Linked DNA regions of Mus musculus: region 1 is linked to region 2. Evidence: chromatin loops called from intact Hi-C (ENCODE). Cell type or tissue: left cerebral cortex. All regions are shown on one strand. Each heading gives the region's core, and the rest is flanking DNA. Links, peaks and the distances in the headings are about the cores only.

Region 1 (6,958 bases), core at 1,835-4,334, 60 kb after region 2:
CTGAGGCAGGTGTGGATCACTGTGGGTTCAAGATCAGCCTGGTCTACATGGCGAGTTCCAGGATAGCCAGGAACAAACAGCCTCTATAGAGAGACCTGTCTCAAACAACATCAAAAGAAACCAAATGGACAGACGCAAGAAGCAGAATGAGGAAGGCCTTTCCTTCTAGAACAGCCTTTTAAAATTAGCATACAGAGTAATGGGTTCATTATTACATCATCATGAATGCTTTGCATTTGTTGATTTTTCTACCCCTCCCCTTCCTCTCCTCCCAAATACTATAAAATACTATACATTCTGTGACTCTCCCCCTCTCCCTCCCGTTCTGCCTTCTAGTTCCCCTTTCAAGGTTCTCTTTCTAGTTTCATGACCCACATTCCCTTCAAACATATAAAGATTCAAAAGTAGGACCATATATGAGAGATGTGTTATTTATCATTCTGGGTCTTTCTGGTTTACTTAGAGTGTTATAATTTCCCATTCTATGCATTCCTAGGCAAATGGCATGATTTCATTTTTCTTTATGGCTATATAAACCTTTACAGTTTATGTGTATATTTTCTTTATCTATTGATGAACTTCTAGTTCTATTCCTAGTTCTGTGACAAAACACTAACATGGCTATATGAGTGTCCCTATGATAAGGGTCCTTTGGTGGGGGCTGGACAGATGGCTCAATGGTTAGGGGCACTTGTTGCTCTTACAGAGGACTCTGGTTTGATTCCCAGGTCTCACATTTACAACCAGCTATTACTCCGGTTTCTAGGGAACCCCATGCCCTCTTCTAACCTTTATGGCACTAAGCATACGAGTGGTGCCTGCCTCTGTGCGTGCATGCGAGGGGGGTGGGGGGTGTGCCCATGAGTGGTACAGCTGAGGCTATTTTTAGTATTTTGAGGAACCTCCATACTGATTTCTATAGTTGCTGCCCTGGTTTAAACTCCTACTAGCAATGAGTAAGAAGAATTCCTTTTTCCCCACAACTGAGCCAGCATTTGCAGTCATTTGCTTTCTTGAAAATCATTCCGATTGGTATGAGATGAAATCTCAAAGTAGTTTTAATCTCCATTCTAACCAGTATGGATGTCGAACACTTAAGAAAACATTGGGCCATTTGTGTTTCTTTTAAGAATTGTCTTTTCAGCCGGGCATGGTGGTGCATGCCTTTAATCCCAGCACTCGGGAGGCAGAGGCAGGCATATTTCTGAGTTTGAGGCCAGCCTGGTCTACAGAGTGAGTTCCAGGGCAGCCAGGGCTATACAGAGAAACCCTGTCTCGAAAAAAACAAAACAAAACAAAACAAAAAAGAATTGTCTTTTCAACAAAAACCCCCAGCATAGAGAAGGGGAAGTGGGCACAAAGTCCCACCCCTAACCAAAAAGCTGTTTGCCATTAATATCTGCAGGGAGAGGGAAAGTCAGTTTTCTCCAGTTGTGTGTCACTGGCTTTATCGGTCACATGCTAGAGCAGATCCCACACTCTAGAGGATTGACCAGCACAAAACACATCCCAGTGTGTGTGTGAGTGTGTGTGTGTGTGTGTGTGAGTGTGTGTGTGTGTGAGTGTGTGTGTGTGTGAGTGTGTGTGTGTGTGTGAGTGTGTGTGTGTGTGTGTGTGTGTGTGTGTGTGTGTGTGTGTGTGAATTTCCTGACAGAAAGAACATGATGAAGCTGGATGGGTAGAGAGGTAAGGAGGACTTGGGAGGAGTTGGGGGAGGGGAAAGAATGTGATAGAAATACATTATATAAAAAAGCCAATAAAGTAAATAATAATAAAAAGATTTGTGTGTTCAGTCTACTAACCCATTTATTGATCATTTATTTACTTGTTTTGGTGTTTCATGTTTGTGGCTCCTTATGTAGTCTAGATATTAACTTGAAGTCTGAAGTGGAACTACCAAAGATTTTCTTCCATCCTCATCTTTGCCGTCTTTTCATTACATTGATAGTTCCCTTGTGGGAAGGAAGCTTTTTAAGTTGATGCAGTGCCCTTGCTGGGTTATTTCTGTGCTGTTGGAGTCTTTTTCAGAAAGTTCTCTTACACCTACTTATGCTTTCTTCTAGAAGTTTCAGTGTTTAAGATTTTAAATCCAGGTTTTTAATTCATTTTGAATTAATGCTTTTGAAAAGGCAGGGTGAGAGATACGGATCTAATTTCATTCTGTTGAACGTTCAGGTTTCCCACCACCGCTCATGAAGAGCAGCCTGGGAACAATCCAAGGGAAGAAATCCTTCATCAAGCCTGTGCTAGGCACGAGGTGAGCCATGCAGAGAACGTGGTAAAATAGAAGGATGGAAAGATAGGTTCTGGAGGAAGGAGAAGAGCCAAGGTTGTCAGTTAGAAATGCTTAGATTGAGAAAGCCAAAGGAGTCTTTAAAAACAGAGCGCAAGGGCTGGAGAGATGGCTCAGCAATTAAAAACATGCACTGCTCTTGCAAAGGGCCTGAGTTCAATTCCCAGCATCCGTGTCAGGAAGTTCATAACTGCTTATATCTCCAGCTCCAGGGTATCTGACATCTCTGGCCTCCAAGAATACCTGTACTCATGTACAGACACCATACACACACACACACAGAGTAAAAAGAAATCTTTAAATAACAAGGCACAAATTGAAAGAGTCGTGATTCCTCACTAATAAAAAAACCAATCCTGTTTACCCACAAATCCCATGTTCCAGAAAAACAAAAAAGAAAACCAAGACATGACAATGTCACATCAGGCAGAGGAGGAGGAAGCTTTAGCAGATAGTGGTCTTGGTCAAATCTTTGAATCATTGACTTATAAGTAAAAGAATTGGGGGCTGGAGAGATGGCTTATTGGTTAAGAACACTGTTTCTCCATAGGTCATAAGTTCAATTCCCAGCAACCGCATGGTGGCTCACAATCATCTATAATGTGATCTAATACCTTCTTCTGGCATGCAGATAAAGCACTCATATACATAAAAACTAAATAACTAAATAGAATTGTGGTAGCATTTATATGAGTAATGACAACAGAGAGGAAGAAGGTTAAAAATTATGTCTGGGAGGTAGAGAGATAAATGGCTCAGCAGTTAAGAGCATTGACTGCTCTTCCAGAGATCCTGAGTTCAAATCCCAGCAACCACATGGCGGCTCACAACCATCTGTAATGGGATCTGATGCCCTCTTCTGGTGCATCTGAAGACAGCAACAGTGTATTCACATACATGAAATAAATAAATACATCTTTAAAAAAATCATGTCTGGAGTGATATTATTCTTTTAAATTTTAAAGTGCTAGGCTAGGGAGGCAGAGGCAGGTAGACCTTTGTGAGTTTGAGCCTAGCCTGTTCTACAAAATGAGTTGCAGGATAGCCAAGGCTATTACACAGAGAAATTCTGCCTTGATAAACCGAAAAACCAAAAAAACCACCCCTTCCAAAACAGAAAGAAAGAAAGAAAAAGAAAACCCAAAACCTAACTAAATAAAGTATAAAGCTATGTTAGAATAAAAAGAACCTTGAAATTTCAGTGATAATGGCACAAAACTGCTTTTATTTGCTTCTTTTCTTAATTTTGAAACAAGATTTCATGGATCCCAGGCTAGCTTCTAACTCACTCTATAACCAGAGAAGCCCTAAAATGCCTGATCCTTCTACTTCAACCTCCTGAGAGCCAGGATTACAGCCAAGAACGACCATACACAGTTTATAAAGCTTTTTTTTTTCTTATATCTATAGTCAGTGGGTAGGATGGGACCAGACAGTTCTACAGTCACTGATGAGCTCAGGGTGGTAGAAATTCCTTTTTTCCCCCTTTTCTTTTACTTTGCCAAGACAGAACCCAAAGGGTCTCGTACATGTAAGGAGAGTGCTCTACCATGTAGCCATGCCCCAAGCCTAGTTCCAATATCTTAAGTTGGAATTCCAACTTCTTCTACAAGTGATTCATAAAACTGTAAAGCAAAGGGATCGTGGGGTGGAGGGGAGGGTAGAGAGTGGGTGGGGGACTGGGAGGGCTGTAGAGAGGTGAGGGTAGAGGAGGGTGGGTGGGGGTGGGTGGGGGAGTGGGGAATGGAGGGTAGAGAATGGGTAGGGTCATGTGGGGGGCTGGGTGAAGGGTGGGGGTAGGGTAGAGGGTGAGTGGGTGGGGTTGGGGAAGTGGGGTGAGGTAGAGGATGAGTGGGTGGGGTTGGGGAAGTGGGGTGGGGTAGAGGATGGGGGGGCTCTCAGGCCAGCCACTCTGTGCTTTGGTCTAGAGTGCTATACAAGCCACCTAATTAGCCCCAAAGCTGCAGAAATACAGAGAGTAGATGCAATACTTGGTGGACACCTCTATTTTCATTATTGGAAGCATAGACTATAAAATTTGTTATAAAGGAAAGAGGAGAGGTAAAAGAGTAGTTAGGCTGAGGGATACAAGGAAATTTGTATAACTGTAAGGCCTGTCTATGCTCATCCTAGCTTTGAATAATGGCAAGGAGATTTATATTTATTTAAAGTAGCTTTAGGCCTTTGGTTCTCTAGTTCCCAATTAACTAGCACCTACTACTTGTATTAATCCATTTATATTATTCTATGTCTGGCCTGTGGCTTGTTGCGTCTCAGTCTCTAGTACCAGGGCTTGCTGCTGGCGAATTCTCTTACCACTGAGCCTCTCCCAGAGTTCTCTCTCTGCCTGGAAGTCCCAGCCTTCCTTTCCTGCCTTTGCTATAGGCCATCAGCTTTTTATTATAATAAATCAGAAGGTGAGAGAGGGGGTGTTTACAGAATATGATGCAGCCATATGGATAACAATACCAAAGTCGGGCCTGTAATCAGATCTCTTGTATACACATCAGCCTTTGAATATAATAGAGAGACAATGTTTATAAATTTGTGTTTAATTGTTGTAAACAGAAAAGAGCTGTGTTTTGAGGAGTGGCAGAGCAGCATGGTATTTGGTCTTGGAGAAGGTGGATGGGACAATGACAGGCCTCAGAAAAGAGACTTGACTCTCTTTGATTTTGTCAGGAAGGAAATGAGGGAAATTCAGTAGCTAAATATGTGGGTGTGGAGGCAGGAAATTGAGGAAGTTCACACCTGAAACTTTAAATTTCCTATGAAGTAGGAAGCAGTCAATTGCCAAGAGTAGTTTTATGGGGGGAAGGGGACAAGGAATGTGCTATAATAGATTCTAAGGCCTCTAAAGTAGAGCACAATTTCAACTAAGGAAGGTCCATGGTCTAACCCTTGAAATAAATGGCTGAAGTGGCTCTGAATGGGTGGTTACTGTGGCCAACAGTTCAGAACAAGAGATGGAGACTGGAGAGAAGGCCCAACAGTTAAGAGCACTGGCTATTCTTCAAATTGACCCGAGTTCTGTTCCCAGTATCTACATGGCTCACAACCACCAGTGACTTCAGTCCCAGGGGATCCGACACCCTCTTCTGCCTTCTTTCAGCACTGCCTTCCTGTGGTATACATACATACATGCATGTAGGCAAAACATACAGATATATACAAATTAAAAAAATAGTTTGAGCCTCAAGCACAAGACTTCCTATCAGTCCACTTCTTCTTGGACCAGCCATACAAACCAAAGCCCCAGGCGAAGGCTCTGACTGGCTGAGCTTGACAGCGTGAACCTTTAAGAATCAGCAAAATCAAGCTTGTGGAGGTTAGTGCCAATGGGGACTGAAGGACAACACTGCCAGCTCAGGTGCCCATGGTGTATGGAACAGGCAGCTAACCAGAGACGGGGAGAGTGGACAGGAAGATGTGACCTTGACAGTTAGCCAAGCAGGAGACGTCCATGAAACTAAATTTGTAGATATTTTGACAATTTGTTTTTCTTTTTCCATTTTTTTTTTTTTTTTTGGCTTTTCAGGACAGAATTTCTCTCTGTATCCCTGGCTATCCTAGAATTCACTGTGTAGACCAGGCTGGCCTCAAACTTGAGTCCACCTACCTCAACCTTCAAAGAGCTGGGACTAAAGGCCTGCACTGCTAGCAGCTAGCTTAATTTGTTTGTTTTTCAATAGTTTCAAGGATTGAGTCAGCAGTAAAAGTGACATATAGTCAAAAGGGGAGAGGCTCTGGTCAAAGTTCAGCATCTGTCATTTATTTGCTAAGCAATCTAGCCCATGACGTCAATCTTTGAGCTCAGTTTTCCTACTGTGAAATAATGAACACTATCAGGATTATCATGTGGATCCAATAGGTGATCGGGAGCTGAAAACTGCGGTGATCTACATACACATATAGGTTGCTGTTACTATTATTGCATAATGACTTCATGGCAGCATTTGCAGCCAAGTTCTTGATTCCTTACTCTAAATTTAGAATAGGCTTGGGAAGAAGGCTGGGTAAATACTAAAACATTTACTGAGTGCTACTCTTTGTCAGTAACTGAGATAGGCAGGGTGACTGTGAGATGAAACAGCCCAGATCCATACTTTTGAAGTTCCCAGCCTGAGAGACAAACACAGTTTCCTACTCCATTATGCCATATGGTATAGTTGATGTGTTTATAAAAAGATAAGGGGAAAGGGGATGTTTTGGTGGATGTGTAGTCAGGTATGGGGGAAGGAGGTGCCTTGGTGGGCTCATACTGAAGGGGTAGTAGAGGAGAGAGAGAGAGAGAGAGAGAGAGAGAGAGAGAGGAGAGGAGAGGAGAGGAGAGGAGAGGAGAGGAGAGGAGAGGAGAGGAGAGGAGAGGAGAGGAGAGGAGAGGAGAGGAGAGGAGAGACATAGAGGCCAGCCATGAATAAGTGGAGAGAGTGGGGAAGGGAATAGGAAGAAAGGGAGGAAGGGGCAAGGGGACAGAGTGGGAGCAAGAAGGCAAGAACAAGAGAAATCAGAGGGGGCAAGCAGCCCCTTTTATAGTGAGTCAGGCATACCTGGCTGTTGCCAGGTAACTGTGGGGTGGAGCTTAGACAAAATGCTAACAATAGTGGTGCAGCCCTGCATGAGCCCTGCATGAGCCTGGAAGAGGGACACCTGAGCCGAAATGTG
Region 2 (6,958 bases), core at 1,605-4,104:
ACAACCTCTTCTGACCTCACAAGGCACAGACGTACGTGCAGGCAAACCACCCAAGGAATGGAGGGAGGGAGGGAGGGAGGGAGGGAGGGAGGGAGGGAGGGAGAAAGGAAGGAAGGAAGGAAAGAAGGAAGGAAGGAAGGAAGGAAGGAAGGAAGGAAGGAAGGAAGGAAGGAGAAAAAGAGAGAGGAAAGAAAGATAGACAGAGAGTGAGAGGGAAGGAGAAAGGAAGGAAAAGGCTTTTCTTCCTGGTGTGTATGACTGTAGTCGCCGTTACCTGGGAAGCTAGCAGGGAACAGCTTGATCCCTGAAGTTCAAGTGTAGTCTGAGCTACATACCAAGACACATACATATGCACATATACATACATCATATATATCATATACATAGAGAGAGACACAGAGACAGAGAGAGACAGAGATCTACTTATGAAGAAAAACAAAACAAAAATAGAAGGTGGGTGTCTTGATCTGAATGCACCTATCCGCCCCAGATTTTTGTTGTTGTTGTTGTTGTTGAAATCTGATGCCCTGTGAGCTGAATCTGTTACTGGAATCTGAGGTGTGCCATTCGACACCTTACCAAAACAAACAAAACAAAACAAACAAAAAAAACAAAAACAAAAACAAAAAAAAAAAACCAGGGGACAAGAATTTGCAAAAGAAAATGAAATTTTATCTAGTTCTGTCCTGATAGAACTGGAAAGATAGAAATTCTCAGCTTCCCTCACCTTGCCTGTAGCAGTGATAAAATGTCTAGAAATGATGAAACAAAAGGCCAGGGGGAGATTTAGCTGCGAGAGAAATGATCAGAGCTGTGAGATCCATCTCTTCCTGGGAGACTGTTCATCCTCTGGCGCGGGAGAGTTCCTAGAGAAAGGTTAACCCCTTAGAGCCCTTGCTGGAAGTCTTTTAGGAGGGGATGAGGTAACGAGGGGCTGCACCATGAGAAGAGCAGGAGCGTGCTGGGCTCGTGAATGGGGTTAGTGCCCCCCATGAAGAGCCTAGGGAGCCTGCCTGGCCCTTCCATCTGGGAGGACGCAGAATCACAGCTCATGATGCACAGCTCTCTCCGGGCAATCCTAAACTCAGATTTCCCAATCTCCAGAAGTCAGTTTCTGTTACCAAATGTAAGGTCTCTTGTTAGAGTAGTCTGAATGGACAGATAGAGAAAGCTACAAACAGAATATGCAGTAGCTTACAGTTATGAGGCCAGATGTGGAGCTGGGCATGATGGTAGACACCTGTGATCTATCTCAGCACACAGTAGACCGGGGCAGAAGGATCCATGAGCTCCAGGCTCCTCTCCACAGAGAGCTCCAACTTAGCCCGGGCTAGAGAGAAAGGCTCTAACACTGTGCTAGCTGCTTACCTCAGCGTCTACTTTAACCAGGTGCTCAAGTGCAACTACAGCACCTAAACGGGCAGTGAGGGAGGAGGTGAGGGAGGGAGGCAAAAGTCATCCTCTGCTATGTAAAGAGTTCTACATCAGTGTGGGCGACATAAGACTGTTTCCAACCTCATGCCCTGTATGAAGACAAACAAAAACACCCTGTCTCATTTAATCGCTTTTAATTTTTGAGGAAAACTTCCCATATTCTTTTACCTTCAGTCTGTTTTGTTTGTTTGGATCTTGCTATATAGCTCAGGATAGCCTCAAACATGCCATCCTCCTGCCTCTACCTCTCAATTACTGGAATTACAGGTGTATGTTATTCTACTTAGTTTAAACTTATTTCCAAGTCTACAAATGTTCCTATTCCAGACATTTCATGTAAGTAGAATCATACAATATTCATCTTTTGATGTCTCCTTTATCTTGTTTAATAGAATGTCTTCTTAAAATTAGAGCCAGTTATAGTACATTGTAGGATACAATTGTAGTATAATATTGATATATTAATACTGTGTTCTCCTTTGTTTTGCTATTTTTGTTTGTTTATTTATGGGTGTGTTTGCCTCTGTATATGTGTGTATTTGCCTCTGAGTGTGTGTGTATGTGTGTTTATGTGCACACATATGTGATATATATTATAGAGTTCATGTTGTGCTCTGCCCCATGTTACTCACTAGTGTGTGGACCGGTGGCTTCAGGCTGTGCCTTGCCTTGGTGACTCCACCTTAGAAAGCAGCCTTTAGTCCTAGATGACTCTGCATCCTATTTGTGCACACAGACACTACCACCTGCCCAGCGTGAACCACGAGGCACAGACTGATACACAACTTACTCACGCAAGGGAACCACTTGCAGAATCACTGAGGTAGACTTGAGTACACATGGATAAATGGACATATTAAAGTCATATCAGAAAGTCAGGCCCTTGAATTGAACCCGCCACACCAAACAAAGGATTCAACAACCGTACTTGGATCCCATAAACAGAGGGAAATACTGTGATGGCGATGGCGTGGAGCCGGGCCCACCAGTCCGTCATTTTATCTCATAACAGGTGCAAAACTCCAAGCTGTAGGGCTTCAGCCCAGTGCAGTCCCCACTTCTTGGCCTGTTCCCATTGTCATAGACCTCTGTCAGGAACTGCTCTGCCCTTTACAATGACTTGCCTTGTACGAGCTTCCAAAGCTAGGGGTTCTGTGCACCCCTAGCAGTCCTGAAATGGGGTTCATTAATACCTAACCACTGCTCGATCTCTGCCTCTGTCTTCAGTAGGACCTCTCATACTCTGTGGTCTCTTTCATCCTTTTGCAACCATTCTGTTTTACACACACACACACACACACACACACACACACACACACACACACTATAATGTATGATCTATACATAGCTAAGATTGGAATAAAAGAGCCAGTAACTGCTAACAGGCAGCTCTCCAGAGAAATCCAGATTACTTGGTAACAATGTGGCTTATAAATGTACCGTTACCCAATACATTCTGGCATTGTGAGGAGACCCAGATGTGTGCATATATTTTTCTGCAGGCTCACAATACTTGTGCTTCTAAACAACTATTAATGATGCAGCCAAAGCGGGAGCCAAATTGTCTATCTATCAACTGGCCGTTGAAAACCCTCGAGTGGTATTCTAGACAGGAGAATTAGCCATTCTAGGAAAAGTGAGGGTGAAGTTCAATATACAAGAAATATATATTGTTTTTTTTGAAGACAGAGTTTTTCTGGTAGTTCGGACTGTCCTGGAACTCACTATGTAGACCAGTCTGGCCTCAAACTCAAGAGATTCTCCTGCTTTTACCTCCCAAGTGATGGGATTAATAGCATACACCACTACGTCCAGTTTTCTGGGGGTAGGGGAAGGATATTGAAAAATACTCTACCTAATTTATTATTATTGTATAAATGTGTATATGGTGGAAGGTGCACCCCTGCCACAGTACTCAGGAGGAGGTCAGAGGGCAACTCCGTAGCCTCTGTCTCTGTTCTTCCACCTTTACATGCGCCTGAGGGATTGGACTCAGGTCTTCAGACTTGCACGGCAAGTGTTCAGCTGGCTGAGCTGTCTTGCTGGCCCAGAATATAACTTAGATCCTCCATCCCGGAGGCTGAAATGTGTTGATACCTTTGTCTTTTTGTCACAGATTTCTTTAGAGAGGTGTGTCTGCAGTCCTAGGGGACTGAGCCCTGAAAACTGAGCTGGCTATAACACCTAGCTTAGGTTTTATACTGTCAGCCGCACCTTTCACACATCTCACAAGGCGGCTGCTTCAAAGATGTGCAAACTCAAAAAAGAGCAACTAGTCAGATCAAGGAGGGGAAGTCCTTCCTTCCTTCCTTCCTTCCTTCCTTCCTTCCTTCCTTCTTTCCTTCCTTCCTTCCTTCCTTCCAATGACAAGCTGACACCTCTAGCTTCCAGGGCCTAGGGCAGACCCTCGGGAGCTGTTGAATTTAGGTTGGCTGGCGAGAACTGGAAACACAGTAAGGTAGGCGGTTCCTGGGATGCTTTTCTAGTGCATTGGCTTCTGTCCCCACAGAATGACACTGTTTCAGGACAGAACTGAAAGGAAATGCTCTGTGATAGAAATCTGGCCCTCCTGTACCCCCAGAGGCCCTGAGATGGGCTGTCAGCCTCCTGCAGGTGCCACAGCAATGGAGAACAAACAAGGTTTGCTCCCAATAGCTCTCAGTATCACTGGAGAGAGAGTAGAGCTATGGAGTGCTAGAATGTGCTGGGACACAGGACTTGCCACCCCAAAAGATGACTGCAGGAGACCAGAATATGCTATCCCCAAATATAGTGCACCATCGGCATATTTTAAGCTGGTTATTCTGAGAAACTGCGGGCTTGGGAGAAGCTTTCAAGTCTGTTTTGTGTAAAAAAAAAAAAAAAAAAAAAAAAAATTGCATCTAGAAAGAAAATCTTGAGGGAAGGATCTGAATTAAGAAGAAAGCTCCAGGGGCTGGAGAGATGGCTGAGCCTTCAAGAATACTTAGTGCTCTTGCAGAAGACCAGGGTTCAGCTCCTAGCACCTGCACGGTGGCTCACAACCATCCATGACTTTGGTTTCAGGAGCTCTAAAGCTGTCTTCTGGCGTATACAAGCACGAGGCATACATTTGTTTGGCACAATACATGCAGTCAGGCAAAATACACACACGTGTGCAATCGGAGAAATCAGTCAGAATGTTAAAACCGAGAGCGCTTCTCCCACAAGTGTTTTTGCCTGAGGGCACACCTGCACACCAAGACAGCTTTCATGTCCCCCTCTTCTTCCTCCTCTTCCTTATGAGACATCTCCTTCCAGCCCCCCAAATCCCTTTCCTTTCTGTTGATTTGTCTTATGTTGGTCAGTTTGCATTCTAGCCAAGGAACCTAGCTGAGTAGGGAGAAGCCATTTTCCTTTTCCTTACAAACGTTAGAAGGGACAGACCCAAATAGATCTATGTCATCTTCCAGGACTCAGAGTTAAGAGAGTTACCAAGTGAGAGCTCTCATCACCTTCTGAAGCAGTTGAGAATTGGAACCCAGAAAGATGCACATGCACGGGCACACACACACCCACGGGCACACACCCACCCACCCATGCAGAGAGAGAGAGAGAGAGAGAGAGAGAGAGAGAGAGAGAGAGAGAGAGAACTCACACTGGTACTGCAGTAAACGGGAGCTTGTTTTCTAGTCCTCTGTTCTCTGTGCTCCACAGGTCTGTAGTCTGAAATCATGTCTCCACTCCCATGCTCTCACCTCAGCTGCTGTTTCTCATCCTTCACTATGAATCAGATCACCTGCTGGGCTCTACCCCTGGAGTTTCAGATTTCAGAGTAACTAACACCTAAAACTTGACATTTCTGTCCAAACCCACAGTTTCTAGAACAAAGGGGGATCCCCTCTCAACTGTTCCCTCCCATACCACTCAAAAAAACAATTAAAAACACAAAGCAAGTACACAGACACACACTCAAGGCAAGATGTGAATTTCCTTGACTCTAACTGGCCACGCTGAGCCCCATTGCGCCAGTACCAAGAACCGTTGTGATGTGCTTTTGGTGGGGAACAAACCACAGCTTTCTGGAAAGTTCTTCAGCAGCACCTGGAGATGCAGATGTGGCCACTTCCACAGGAGCCATCTAGCCTGGAAGTGATCGAGGAATAGATACCACACTGGAGGTACTGTGAAGAGAATGGCAGACCAATGCTGAGGGGCTCCTAACTGTAGTTTTTGTTTTTTATGTTTCCAAGAAAAGGTTTCTGTCTGTAAGTCCTGGCTGTCCTGGAACTCACTCTGTAGACCAGGCTGGCCTCAGGTTTACAGAGATCCGTCTACCTCTGCTTCTGCCTCTGCTAGGGTAAAAGGCGTGTTCCACCACTGCCTGGCAGATTTAACCGTGTCTGTGTATGTGAGTGACTGCACGTGAGTGCAGTCGTCCAGGAGGCCAGAGGCATCCTAGTCCGCTGGAGCTGGAGTTATAAGCAGCCCTGAGTCACACAACAAGGATGCCTCTAGCAGTCAAATTCAGGTCCTCTGCAGGAGCAGAGGCGTGAGCTCTTAACCACTGCCCTTCCCCCTTCATGTTGATGATAAGGTCTTGCTGTGTAGCTTAGGTTGGTCTCAAACTCCTGAGGTTAGGCGATCTTCTGCTTCATCTGAGTAGGCTTAGACTGGTTTGTATTATTATTATTATTACTTGTTGTTGTTGTTATTTTGGTGGGAGTAGTAGTAGCAGTAGGTGTGTGTGTGTGTGTGTGTGTGTGTGTGTGTGTGTGTAGATGTCACAGCATGTATATGGAGGCCAGAGAACAGCTTCTAGCGGTTGCTTCTCTCCTTCCTTCCACTGTGGTCCAGGGAATAGAACTCAGGTCATCAGGCTGGGCAGCTGTCACCTTTAATGCTCTGAGTTATCTCACCAACGTTAATAAAAGGCTTTTCAAACAGCAGTTTGGGCTGGGCCTGGTTGTGCAGACCTGGAATTGCAGCTTCTTAGGATGCTGAGGCAGGAGGACTGGAAGCTCAAGTTGTGTCGGGGAAACTTAGTAAGTCCCTATTCTCGTCCCGCACGCCCCCAAAAAGCCAAGACCAAGACCAAGCAGTTTGGTACAGCAGAAAAAGCACGAGAGTCTCCTCCTCCTCCTGCTCCTCTTTAATGATGCAGAACCCTAAGCATCCTGGGTAGGCACTCTATCTACCAAAGAGCTAACCCTACTCAGTCCTAAGTCCAGTAACTTGGTAGAAAGAAAAGACGTGTAAGATTAGAATTAGATAGGACAAGGATTCCAATTCCAGATTTGCCCTTTGTTTCAGGGCAGTTACCTAACCCCTCGATAAGGACAATAGGACGTTTCAAAAGGCCATTGTGAGAATTAAGCAAAAGTTAACTAAACTGTGGACCTTACCCAGTGACTTACTTATCATAGATGGTCAATGAATGATTCTCCACTTCTCAAACACCAAATCCCAGCTCCCCCCCCCAAAAAAAAACCCCCAAAAAAACGGTACCAGGCACTGTAGGAGGGTGCTGGCGGCAGCACTGGAAAGATCTGTAAGGAGGCTCAGG

The links. A loop is a pair of places that touch in the nucleus more often than their neighbours do. Peaks named below come from ENCODE experiments on the same cell type or tissue, not always from the same donor. Only the 100,000 strongest peaks of a DNase experiment are listed, where the experiment ranks them.
Region 1: a loop joins it to region 2, with 2.1 times the contacts of the local background. A loop is called at or near these places in 4 of 42 quality-filtered maps.

Annotation. Positions count from the first base shown.
Region 1 is chr7:114,193,598-114,200,555 of GRCm38, forward strand. No RefSeq gene overlaps it. Among named protein-coding and RNA genes, the nearest start is that of Copb1, 58 kb to the right of the region's middle. In left cerebral cortex, for the core only: a CTCF peak has its summit at 3,154 (motif pointing left); no DNase peak of the experiment used is centred there.
Region 2 is chr7:114,134,293-114,141,250 of GRCm38, forward strand. No RefSeq gene overlaps it. Among named protein-coding and RNA genes, the nearest start is that of Rras2, 20 kb to the left of the region's middle. In left cerebral cortex, for the core only: no CTCF peak of the experiment used is centred there; DNase peaks (open chromatin) are centred at 2,907, 3,529, 3,612 and 3,945; H3K27ac peaks cover 1,031 bases.